2 separate regions of the Homo sapiens genome follow, and region 1 is linked to region 2. Evidence: read pairs that join two places in POLR2A ChIA-PET (ENCODE). Cell type or tissue: A673. All regions are shown on one strand. Each heading gives the region's core, and the rest is flanking DNA. Links, peaks and the distances in the headings are about the cores only. Region 1 holds the start of MIR3198-2 (microRNA 3198-2). Region 2 holds the start of NFE2 (nuclear factor, erythroid 2).

What was found. ChIA-PET counts read pairs that join two places held together with the same protein. Peaks named below come from ENCODE experiments on the same cell type or tissue, not always from the same donor. Only the 100,000 strongest peaks of a DNase experiment are listed, where the experiment ranks them.
Region 1: POLR2A ChIA-PET joins it to region 2 with 11 read pairs; 11 of 35 experiments call an interaction of 5 or more read pairs at or near these places.

The regions. Positions count from the first base shown.
Region 1 is chr12:54,226,500-54,231,869 of GRCh38, reverse strand. CBX5 (chromobox 5) reads left to right here. Exons shown (of 5, transcript NM_012117.3): 5 at 1-928. MIR3198-2 (microRNA 3198-2) reads left to right here and starts at 394; the gene lies at 394-473. In A673, for the core only: no CTCF peak of the experiment used is centred there; a DNase peak (open chromatin) is centred at 2,039; H3K27ac peaks cover 641 bases.
Region 2 is chr12:54,300,326-54,305,695 of GRCh38, reverse strand. It overlaps NFE2 (nuclear factor, erythroid 2), which reads left to right and starts at 4,681. Exons shown (of 3, transcript NM_001136023.3): 1 at 4,681-4,895. RefSeq lists cis regulatory regions at 935-1,455, 1,635-2,135, 3,935-4,909 and an enhancer at 3,794-4,534. In A673, for the core only: no CTCF peak of the experiment used is centred there; no DNase peak of the experiment used is centred there.

The DNA of each region.
Region 1 (5,370 bases), core at 79-5,078, 74 kb after region 2:
ATGTGACCACCTTATTTCCACCCCCCACCCCCAAAAGCTACATTGGAATTATTTTTCCTAGAAATGTGTATAACACTCAGAATTGGGCATTGATCCTTAAAGCTTCATCCCATTCACCGTATTCAACATCTGTCATCTCTTAGTGTCTGCAGTCTGAACCTAACCTTGACCTTTTTTCCCTCTGGTTTGAGAAAACTTTGGACACTATTTCTACTTGGCCAGGTGTGGGCTCAAGAGCCTTACTCTTTCCATCTCAGTTTAGGGGCGCAGCCAGCTCCTCTTCCCAATAGGGCTCTTTCTGCTTTCCCTCTCCTTGGCCCTAGATTTGTAATCCATGAAAAAGCACAAGGTCCTGGCTCCTTGCGGTCACATTCTGGTTCTCTGTGTTTTGTGGACTCTGCTCTCACTGTTCACCCAGCACTAGCAGTACCAGATGGTTCTGTGGAGTCCTGGGGAATGGAGAGAGCACAGTCTGACTCCCTGCCAAGTAGCCAGGAGTTGACTTGCCCATGGTCCGCTGGCTTTCCCACCACTTCCTACAGGATGGGATCTAAGAGACTCAAGAGCTGGGTTTCTTTCAGCACTCTGTACTGTCCCAAATAGCAAACAAATCACTTTGTAGCCAGATTTCTGAATGGAAATGAGAAATTGAATTCTCCATGGACTTTTAGGTTTATGGGGGAGTTTTAGCTGTGTTTCTTGGTTTTATTTCAGCCAAACATGTCTGCTTTTGATTTTTTTTTTAAAGTATAAGTGGTCTATATATATGTTCACCTTTTAAATGTAAATGTTTAAAAAGTAAGCATTTATGTGTTTCCATAACTGACATCTGATGCAGACCTCATTCTCTCCCCCTCTTCTACCCTCCTCTTTTCCCCCTTTTCATACTCTTGTATTGGTTCTAATAAATGGTTGCTTTTCAAATATGGATTCTGAGTGGTGGTTTAAAGATCTGGGTCTTATGCCCCTTCTTTAATTTGGGCCCTGGAGTGTCAGCTCAATTTCTGAAAGAGCAACAAGACTTGGAGAACATGGGCTTCTTTTCTAAGGATTATTGGTCTCTGACTTTCTGCAAATAACCACAGGTTGGCGCAAGCCTGAGGAAATAAGATAATGCGTATCCTGTTTCCTACTCTTATTTCCTTAACTGGTTCAGTGTGTACCTTTCCTGGTTTCCATGCTCTTCTCTGCTCCTAATGGTTCAGAGAATAAATATTAGGCTTCAGCAACCTAGGGATCCCTGGAAGAGTCATCTCATGGCTATTAGAACTTATGGAATACCACATCAAGCAAATGCAGTCTAAATCAGGTTTGAAAATATGTGAATTTGTAAACTTTGTATTTTATCTTTCTGATTTGCTTCACAAATACCAAAGAAACTTCTCTGAGGATGGAAGGCTTGCAGGTCAGGAACATGGTGTGAGGTCAGTTGGAAGTTAGGAGGAGGAAAGTATGTGGATAATCAAGAAATTATCGAATAATATAAGCCTGATGTAGCCCTGAATCTAATGGAGATAGGCAGAAACTCACAGAAGAGAGAAGTGAGGAAGATGAAGGGGTCACCAAACCCAGATATCCTCCCACTGATATGTGAGGCCTCTGGAGCGGAGCACTTGTTTCTACCATCTCTTACCTGCAATTCTCCCCTCTTGTTTTCCTTTCTTGCTGAGTTATAGGGTCTCCCCAGTCTAATCTCGTAAAGTCTTATGAAGACATCTGTAGGTTGGCTGGCTTAATGGTCCATGACCTCATAAACATGGGACAGGAGAGCCATTTGGTCCACTTCAGAGCCAGACCCTTCTGGACATTATTTATTTCCTACCATGGAAGCCTGAGACTGCTTGCCCTCTTCCCTTTCGATCTCTTTCTTGCTCTCTAAACATCATGTCACTTTGTCTCTGTCTCAGGCCCACTGGAAAGCACAACTCCAGGGTTTTGACACCCACGCTTGTATTCCTAAACTATGTCTTGGTTTTTGTTTCCCTCAGTGAGGGGCTGTGCCTGCATGGCGTTCATTCAGATGACCTCATCATTGCTCATAGCTCTCCTCCCAGGAATCTTGCCTCAGTGTGCTGGAGAAGTCAGGAACTGGGCAATTTTGCCTCTCCTTTTGTCTTCATTAAAGAGCTTCAGAGCTTGTGAAATCAGTGCAGCACTGGCAGCCTGGGGAAAATGGAGGATCACTGTGTGGGAATCCCCTTCATTGGATCACTGAGCACACAGTTCTATGTTTTTCTTTTTTTTTTTTTTTGAAATGGAGTCTCGCTCTTTTGCCAAGGCTGGAGTGCAGTGGCGTAATCTTGGCTTACTGCAACCTCTGCCTCCCAGGTTCAAGCGATTCTCCTGCCTCAACCTCCCGAGTAGCTGGGACTACAGGCGCCCACCACCACACCTGGCTAATTTTTGTTTTGTTTTGTTTGAGACAGAGTCTTGCTCTTGTTGCGTAGGCTGGAGTGCAATGGCATGATCTCAACTCACTGCAACCTCCGCCTCCCGGGTGCAAGCGATTCTCCTCTCTCAGCCTCCTGAGTAGCTAGGATTACAGGCGTGAGCCACTGTGCCCAGCCTAATTTTTTTTTTTTTTTTTTTTTTTTTTTAGTAGAGACAGGGTTTCCCCATGTTGACAAGGCTGGTCTCGAACTCCTGACCTCAAGTGATCTGCCCGCCTCGGCCTCCCAAAGTGTTGAGATTACAGGTGTGAGCCACAGCGCCTGGCCTGAGCACACAGTTCTAAATCGCTCTGTTAAGAGTCAGCAGCCCTCAGCCTCTGCTCTTTGGAAGTAAGTGTGAGCTGGGGGTGAAAGCCCCAGTACTGAGGGCTGCTGAATGTGAGTGTGTGCAGAGGAGAGCCCATTATATCCTGTGGACACACCAAAGTGCTCCCCAAGCCTTGAGAGTGACTTGTGCATCTGTGTTGGGGAACAGGAAGACAAGGTGAAAGCTGGGGGCCAACTGGTGTGTGTGGGCATGCCACACAGGCATTGCGGGGATTCTGTTGTTCAGGCCAAGATGAGGCAGCAGCCACTGTGAGAATACCCCAAGAATTCACCTGCTTAAAGTCACAGAGAAGATGAAGACAGATGAAGGGAAGGGTCTGATTCTCAGCTCTTTGGCTACTTGGCCTTTTTTCCTCTTCCCTGTTGCTCTCCTGCTTTCCCCTCCCACTCCGCAGCTGTAACATCTTGCTTTCCAGTTGCTGGCTCCCTCCTCTCTCTTAGCTTCTGCATTTATTTGTGAGGCTGTATTTTTTATGGTTTCTCCCCTTTGTCTACTATATTGTGTGTATTTTTCTCTTTGTCTTCTTTTCTTCCTTTTCTAGTCTCTCCACCCCATGTTCTCAACATCCCCTTTAAATTCCATAAGCAACCTCAATTTGGACATTTAATTTTAACCCCATCAAATTATTTCTTATAACAATCTGGGACTCTTTATGAGCTCTTTCTCCCCCATGCTGCTTCTGGAAACAGGTGCTTCTGTTTATGTGTATAATGTGATGCCCCCTCCCACACTGGGAGAGGTGATGCTGGCTCAATAGCCTCATGCCTCGTCTCAGCAAAGCGTTGTTTGATCATTTGGTTATGAGCCAAGGAGGGAGGAAGAGATGCTGAGAATCGAGCTTGCTGATATATTTGGGGGCTGCTGAGATGAAAAGGTTTAGGGTTATTATTGTAGCCTTTCCTTTTAATTCCTCTTTCTGCTGCTGCTATCTTCTGGAGAAGGAAGCTGGTAGGAAGCTGAGGTATTGACCACAGCTGCTGCAGCTTATGAAATTCTTACAAAATTAGCTATTAGGGAGGCTGAGGCAGGAGAATTGCTTGAACCCGGGAGGCAGAGATTGCGGTGAGCCGAGATCATGCCACTGCACTCCAGCCTGGGCAACAAGAGCAAAACTCTGTCTCAAAAAAAAAAGAACAAAAAGAAATTCTGCTTCTACATCTGCAGCAAGGGTAGGGGTAGGGATAGGGGGTGGAGATGGGGTTGAGGTAGGAGGGCAGGTAAACTAGGGTCCTTGCCTTTGCTGTGTAGGAAGGAATGGGAGAGTCCATTCCTTCAGACTGTTTCCATGCAGCACTTACTTATGCAGCCTGTTTCCCCTTTGCTTCTCCCCACTCCACTCCACACTATAATCCTCTGCTTCTGTACATTTCAGCTATTCTTGGTAGGAGCCAGGACAGCCCAGCTCCTAGACGCCTGGGCCTGTCCTCTGTCACATACCCCCTTGCTCTAGTTCCTGCCTTACCCTTCTAGTCCTGTCTGCGCATGGAGCTGGGAGATAGAGAGGATGGGGCTGCCACAATGCTCCCAGGAGAGAGCAGGGCTGGGGCTCCCTGCTGCTCAAGGGTGTGGTGCAGCCACATGTCTTGCTTCTGGAGCAGGTCACAGGATGCTTCCTCCGTGTTTTTTTCTGCCCTTTTAATTTCCCTCTCCCTAACCTTTTCACTGTTCATTGTCCTTTCTAGTTACTGTATTTTCCTTTTTATCGTCTTCTCAGTTCTTCCCATTTTCCTCTCCCATTTTTTGTTTTTTTTGATATGGAGTCTTGCTCTTGTTGCCCAGGCTGGAGTGCAATGGTGCGATATCGGCTCACTACACCTTCTGCCTCCTGGGTTCAAGTGATTTTCCTACCTCAGCCTCCCGAGTAGCTGGGATTACAGGTGCCCACCACTATGCCCAACTAGTTTTTGTATTTTTAGTAGAGACAGGGTTTCGCCATGTTGGGCAGACTGGTCTCGAACTCCTGATCTCCGGTGATCCGCCCACCTCGGACTCCCAAAGTGCTGGGATTACAGGTGTGAGCCACCGCACCCGGCCCCTGTTTTTTATTTTCATGTGTCAGAGAGTACAGAGCTAATAAGGGGGAGTGAGGGAAAGGTTTAAGTTGGAAAGAAAAGTGTAGATGGTTTTTCCTCATTTCCTTTGGAAATGTGGGGAAGCGGGGAGACTACCATCTTTCTCTTCCTGGGAACTGGAGCATCTCTCCATCCCCAGCACTCCTGATTCTCTCAGCAGTGATGTCTAAAACGGATTCATTATCTTGAAAAATAGTTCCAATTCTTATTGTGTGTGTGTGTGTGTGTGTGATTACATATTTGTGAGAGAGAACACAGTCAGTTATCTGTGTGGTATATTTCTGTTAAAAATTTAAAGATGATCACTTTTGAGAATTTTATAACCCTCCTTAACATGATTGGAGCCATCTGGTTGTTGCAACAAGACTGGAAATTACTGGTCTCCAGTGTCCCACTAAACCAGTTGGGTCCTTATTTCTGTCCGAAATTTTTGCTGCCTTATTTAGCATGGGAATGAAAACTTTCTTTGGGGATCTCCTTTTGTCTCATTCATCAGCCTAAAGGATCATGGGGCAGGTAG
Region 2 (5,370 bases), core at 270-5,269:
TACAGGCGTGAGCCACCGCGCCCGGCCTATTTTGTTTTTGTGAGACAGGGTTTTGCTCTGTCACCCAGGCTGGAGTGCACTGGCACAATCACAGCTCACTGCAGCCTCAACCTCCTGGGCTCAAGCCATCCTTTCACCTCAGCCTTCTGAGTAGCTAGGAGTACAGGTGCATGCCATCATGCCCGGCTATTTTTTTTTTAATTTTTTGTAGAACCAGGGTCCCACTATGTTGCCCAGGCTGGTCTCAAACTCCTAGGCTGAAATGATTCTCCTTCCTCAGCCTCCCAAAGTGCTGGGATTAGAGGTGTGAGCCACTGTGCCCAGCCTCAAGCCCACTAATAAGACTCAAGATCTATGATGCACCGTGAAACTACTTCTCTTTCTAGATTTAGAATTAAGCCCCAGGCCAACATGGTGAAACCCCATCTCTACTAAAAATACAAAAATTAGCTGGGCGTGGTGGCAGGCGCCTGTAATCCCAGCTACTTGGGAAGCTGAGGCAGGAGAATCGCTTGAAACCGGGAGGCGGAGGCTGCAGTGAGCCGAGATCACACCAGTGCATTTCGGCCTGGGTGACAGAGCAAGACTCCATCTCAAAATAATAATAATAATAATAATAACAATAATAATAAAATACAGTAGAATTAAGCCCCAGGGATTATTTCTTCTGGGACTATACTAGGTTTATCTATCAGCCTTCATCCATTTTGGTGTTAGTACTAGGCTCTGCTAAAGGGCATTAACTCTTAGATGCCAGGGTCTGGGAACCTCAGTCGTATCTAACTCCCTTGAAAGCCCCAAACCCTTTTGTCCTGAGAATGGGGTTCAGTCTCCCCTTAACTCCTGAGTCAATCGTCTAAAAATTGTTATCTGAGGAAAGAAACCTCCTCAAAGACTTTTTTAAATCCTATCCTTACCCAAACTGGAACACAAGGAACAATGAGTTATATGCTTCAGAAAATCTAGTCCACCATCTGAGCCTCTGTGTATACCAGGGCCCCCCGCTAAGAGGGGCCTCGCTATTCCTTGGTCCCAGACCCCTCTACCACCTCCCCCAAGCATCGGGGTAACCGCCCGGCTCTGCTGCCTAGGATAACGCCCAGCCCTCCCCTTGCCCCCTGTGGCTGCCTCCCCTTTCCGTCTGTTGAGAGAGGAAGCCAGGGGGTGTTGGGTGCAACCCTGCAGGGCACTGATAAAGGGCCAGCCCTGCCCCCACCCTCTGGGGCCACTGCGGTCAGACCAGCAGGCAAGCAGGCAAGGCAGCCAGCTCCCTCTGGGACCCATGGCCCTCCCCTGGTTCCACCTCTACCCACCCCGCCCTTCTCGGGAAGCTGGTTGCATAACTCAGTGGGGTGTTTGGCAACATTGCTTGTGGCTTGACCTGCTGCTGCTGGTGGTGTACACACACGTTATGAGGGTGAGGGTAGGGGTGGGTTGACCAGGTGTGACAAGAAGTGAATCTTTTAGGGAGTGGGTTAGCAGCATACGTGGAGAATGATAAAATAGTAAAGATATGTGGCCGTGGTTTTCTCCGTATCGTATTCTGTCTCTGCTACCTTTGATGAAGTGGGAGAATCTTGAGGATAGGAAAACCTTAGACATCCCTGCTTTACCAAGTCTTAGGCACTATCCAACCCATTCAGGCTGGCTCCTAATGTTTTGCAATTTGTAAATCAAACAAAGGAGACTTAAGGTAGAAAGGTGTTTGGTCTGGATTTCAGGAATCTGAGAGGAAGGGGCTAAAGGAACCATCCCCTCCTTTGAGGGCTGTAAAGGGTGTTCTGCCTCCAGAACACAGCCTGAGAACCACAGTGAAGTCCTCTTTTTCTGTAGGAGAGGAGTGAGGGTGAGATGGGAGAGACATCTCCACCTAGCCAGTCACCTTATTGAAGGAAGGCTGTCTCTTCACTTAGAACACCCTACTTGACTATGTCTGTCCCTTCAAATAAGTAGTAGATGACCTCAAACACTTCTATGAATCCCTACTATTTATAGGATAAAGTACACTCTCCCTAGATTGACTCTCAAGACATTGTATAATTTAGCCCCTGTCAAATTTTCCAGGCTTATCTTCTCCTACTTCCCATCCCATACCCCAACCTAGCAAACCCAAAGTATTGCTCTGTATTTTATGCCTCCATGCCTTCACATCTTTGCTTGGAATACTCTTTTCCACTTCTCTGCCTGGGAAATTCCTAGTTTTTCTCCACAGCCTAACTTAATTGTCACCTCCTCTGTAAAGCCTTCCTTGAATTTCACTGGGCAGAATTTATTTCCTCTTCTTCTCCATAGCACTGTATATACACCTTTATTTTTTTAATTCAAATTTTTTTTTTTTTTCTAGATAGAGTCTTGCTCTGTCGCCCAGGCTGGAGTGCAGTGGCACGATCTCAGCTCACTGCAACCTCCACCTCCTGGGTTCAAGTGATTCTCCTGCCTCAGCCTCCTGAGTAGCTGGAATTACAGGCACATGCCACCACGCCTGGCTAATTTTTGTATTTTTAGTAGAGAAGGGGTTTCACCATGTTGGTCAGACTGGTCTCGAACGCCCGACCTCAGGTGATCTGCCAGCCTCAGCCTCCCAAAGTGTTGGGATTACAGGCATGAGCCACCGTGCCTGGCCTATTTTATTTTATTTTATTATATACACCTTATTAATGTAATTCCCTGACTAGACTTGACTGAAGATACAGACTGTCTTGCTCATCTTTGTGTTCCTGGGATGTAAAACATAGTAGACACTCAATAAATATTTGTTGAATGAATGAATGATGAGCCTTGTGTTACCCATAATTGTCTATGCAACACCAGTATCCTGAACTGATAATTCTTATTCAATAAATGTTTGTTGACTATCTATAACCTGATATCATTATATAGTCAGCCACAAGTGTGACTGTTACCATTCTTCATCCCCTCTGAGTGGCCCAAATAAATATGCAAATGAGAGAATTATATCTGAGAGCCTACATATGTGACCCAGATTCATGCCCAAGTCTGAAGAGATTCTGAACCCACATGTAACATGTAATGAAGGCATTGGATTGCCTCCTGTCTTACCTTGATCATGCATGTGCAGTCATGATCTACTGGAAAAGGGATGGAATTCAAAGCATTTAACCATAGGTTTGGCATGGGCATTGGCCAATTCCAGCAGAAGCAGGCAGCACAGGAGGCTCCTTATGGTACCAGCATTGCCTCTTTACTTCCATGGTTGTGTTGCTGGGTTGTTGGGGATCTTAGAGGAGAACTAGGCTATTGGTGGAGTCGTGGGGGACACTTAGAGGGCTCACAGCAGCTGCCTTTTATCAACTAGGACTGAACATTTTCATTATTTTAACAGCAAATACAATCCCATCAGAGCATGCTGGTTGAATGCCAGTCCTACTCCAGAGTGGCACCTATCTGCTTCCCCAGTCTTCAGATGTTTCTAATTTAACTTGAACATTGTAAGAAGAAAAAATGTAAGCTGCAGATGTCAGGATTGAAGCTAGACATATAGAGCTGAAAGCCATTACAAATTAGGAGGAAGAAAGGCTCTTTTCTCACAGTCTGTGGAGAAAGATGTTTGACCTGGGGCTTTGGTGGTGTAGCTTGCAGGCAAAAAGATGAATAAGTGGGCTGGGTGAGGTGGCTCATGCCTGTAATCCCAGCACTTTGGGAGGCCAAGAGGGGAGGATTGCTTGAGCCCAAGAATTCAATACCAGCCAAGGCAATATAGTGAGACACCACTTCTACCAAAAAAAAAAAAAAAAAAAAAAATTAGCTGGGCATGGTTGCACTGACCCATAGAACCAGCTACTTGGGAGGCTGAGGTGGGAGGATTGCTTAAGCCTGGGAGTTTGAGACTGTAGTGAAACATGTTCACACCACTGCACTCCAGCCTGGGAGACAGAGTGAGCCCCTCTCTGGAAAAAAAAAAAAAAAAAGATGAATAAGGGTACTTACTGGCCTAACAGAGTTGGGTGCCATGTGGCTGGGGTGCTTTGCCTGGGAGAAAGGAGGACAAAGGACACCTGGGGTCCCCTTTACGGGAGGTGAATAATCTCCCTGCTGGGTGGCCCCCCACCTAACTCCCTTCACACACTGACAAAAACCTGGCCAAGAAAGAATCCTTTGTCCTGGGACTTCTGAGGCTGAGGGGGGAGGGGAGAAGGCTACAGGTGAAAGGACACATCAAAGCAGTCAGTTGCCCCTCCTCCTCCAAATAGTTCCCCTGCCCTTGTTCCCAGAGCCCAGGTTTTCTGTAAATGAAGGCTATACCCTAAACGTCCAACTGCCTAGACAGCTGGGAAGCTAGACACCTGGTCCTTACCTTCAGCTGCCTTCCACCTTGATATGACTCAGTTTCCCTGTCCCTAGGAGAGCCGTGGGGACACAAGGCGACGACAACCTGTATAAAGTTTAAAGGTCACATTCGAGTGGACCATCAGGTTGGAATTCGTCAAATGCATGGGAGAAACGCAGACCTGGCTGGACTCCTGGGCTGAAAAGGAGGGCTGGGAGAGGCTTGGAGCCATGTGTGCCCCCGCTGGCCAGGAGCAAGGTGGGGGCGGGGTGTGGGCAGAAACCACATCGGGCTCAAGTTTCCTCTCTTGGCCGAAAGGGGCAGGAGGAGAGGAGAGCCACGGGGAAAGGGGAGGGTTGGAGGAAGGACTGAGAACTCAGGCCGAGGGCTTCAGACGCTGGTGCGCCTGCTTGGGGCTCCTGTGCTCAGCTCAGCCTGAGCTTCCACACTCAGCGCTCAGCAATGGCCCGGGGGCGGGGCGCGGTCCTCGCAGATTCTCAAAGGTAGCCGGGATCCTCGTCCAGCAGTGTCAGCTCAGGCTCAGCCTCCCCAGAGACAACACCGGGAGCCTCATCTCTCTCCTCACCCTGCTGTGACTCCACCACAGGTGCCTGAAAGGCAGGGTGTGTGTGGGGGGGGCGGATTCCAGTGAGATCCGAGGGGCAGGCTGGGGGGTGAAGGAGGTGAGGGGGGAAAATAACCAACTTTCGGTATCCTAGGAGACCTCAGACTTTCTAGATTGCCCCTGGTTTAGGAATCTGACATATTTGGGAACTCCTCTAGGAGAAGACCTAAGTGGTTTCTTGGGTGCTCTGGGATCCTTGGGGTGGAGGCTGTGAATGGGGATCAGAGAGGGGTCTCCAGAGGCAAGGCACCGCTGAGGGGCTGGGGAGTAGCCAGGAGGAATCCTTCAACTGGTGGGCTACCCTGAGGGAACCAATAGACTACCCTTTCCCCAACTCCATTCCATTACTCTGCCCTGTCTAGGCAGCTGAGAAGGTTTAGGGAAAGCTGAGGAATTGGAAACACTGGATATCTGAACCTCTGAGAAGTGTTGCAAGGTGCGGGGGTTGGATGGGAGA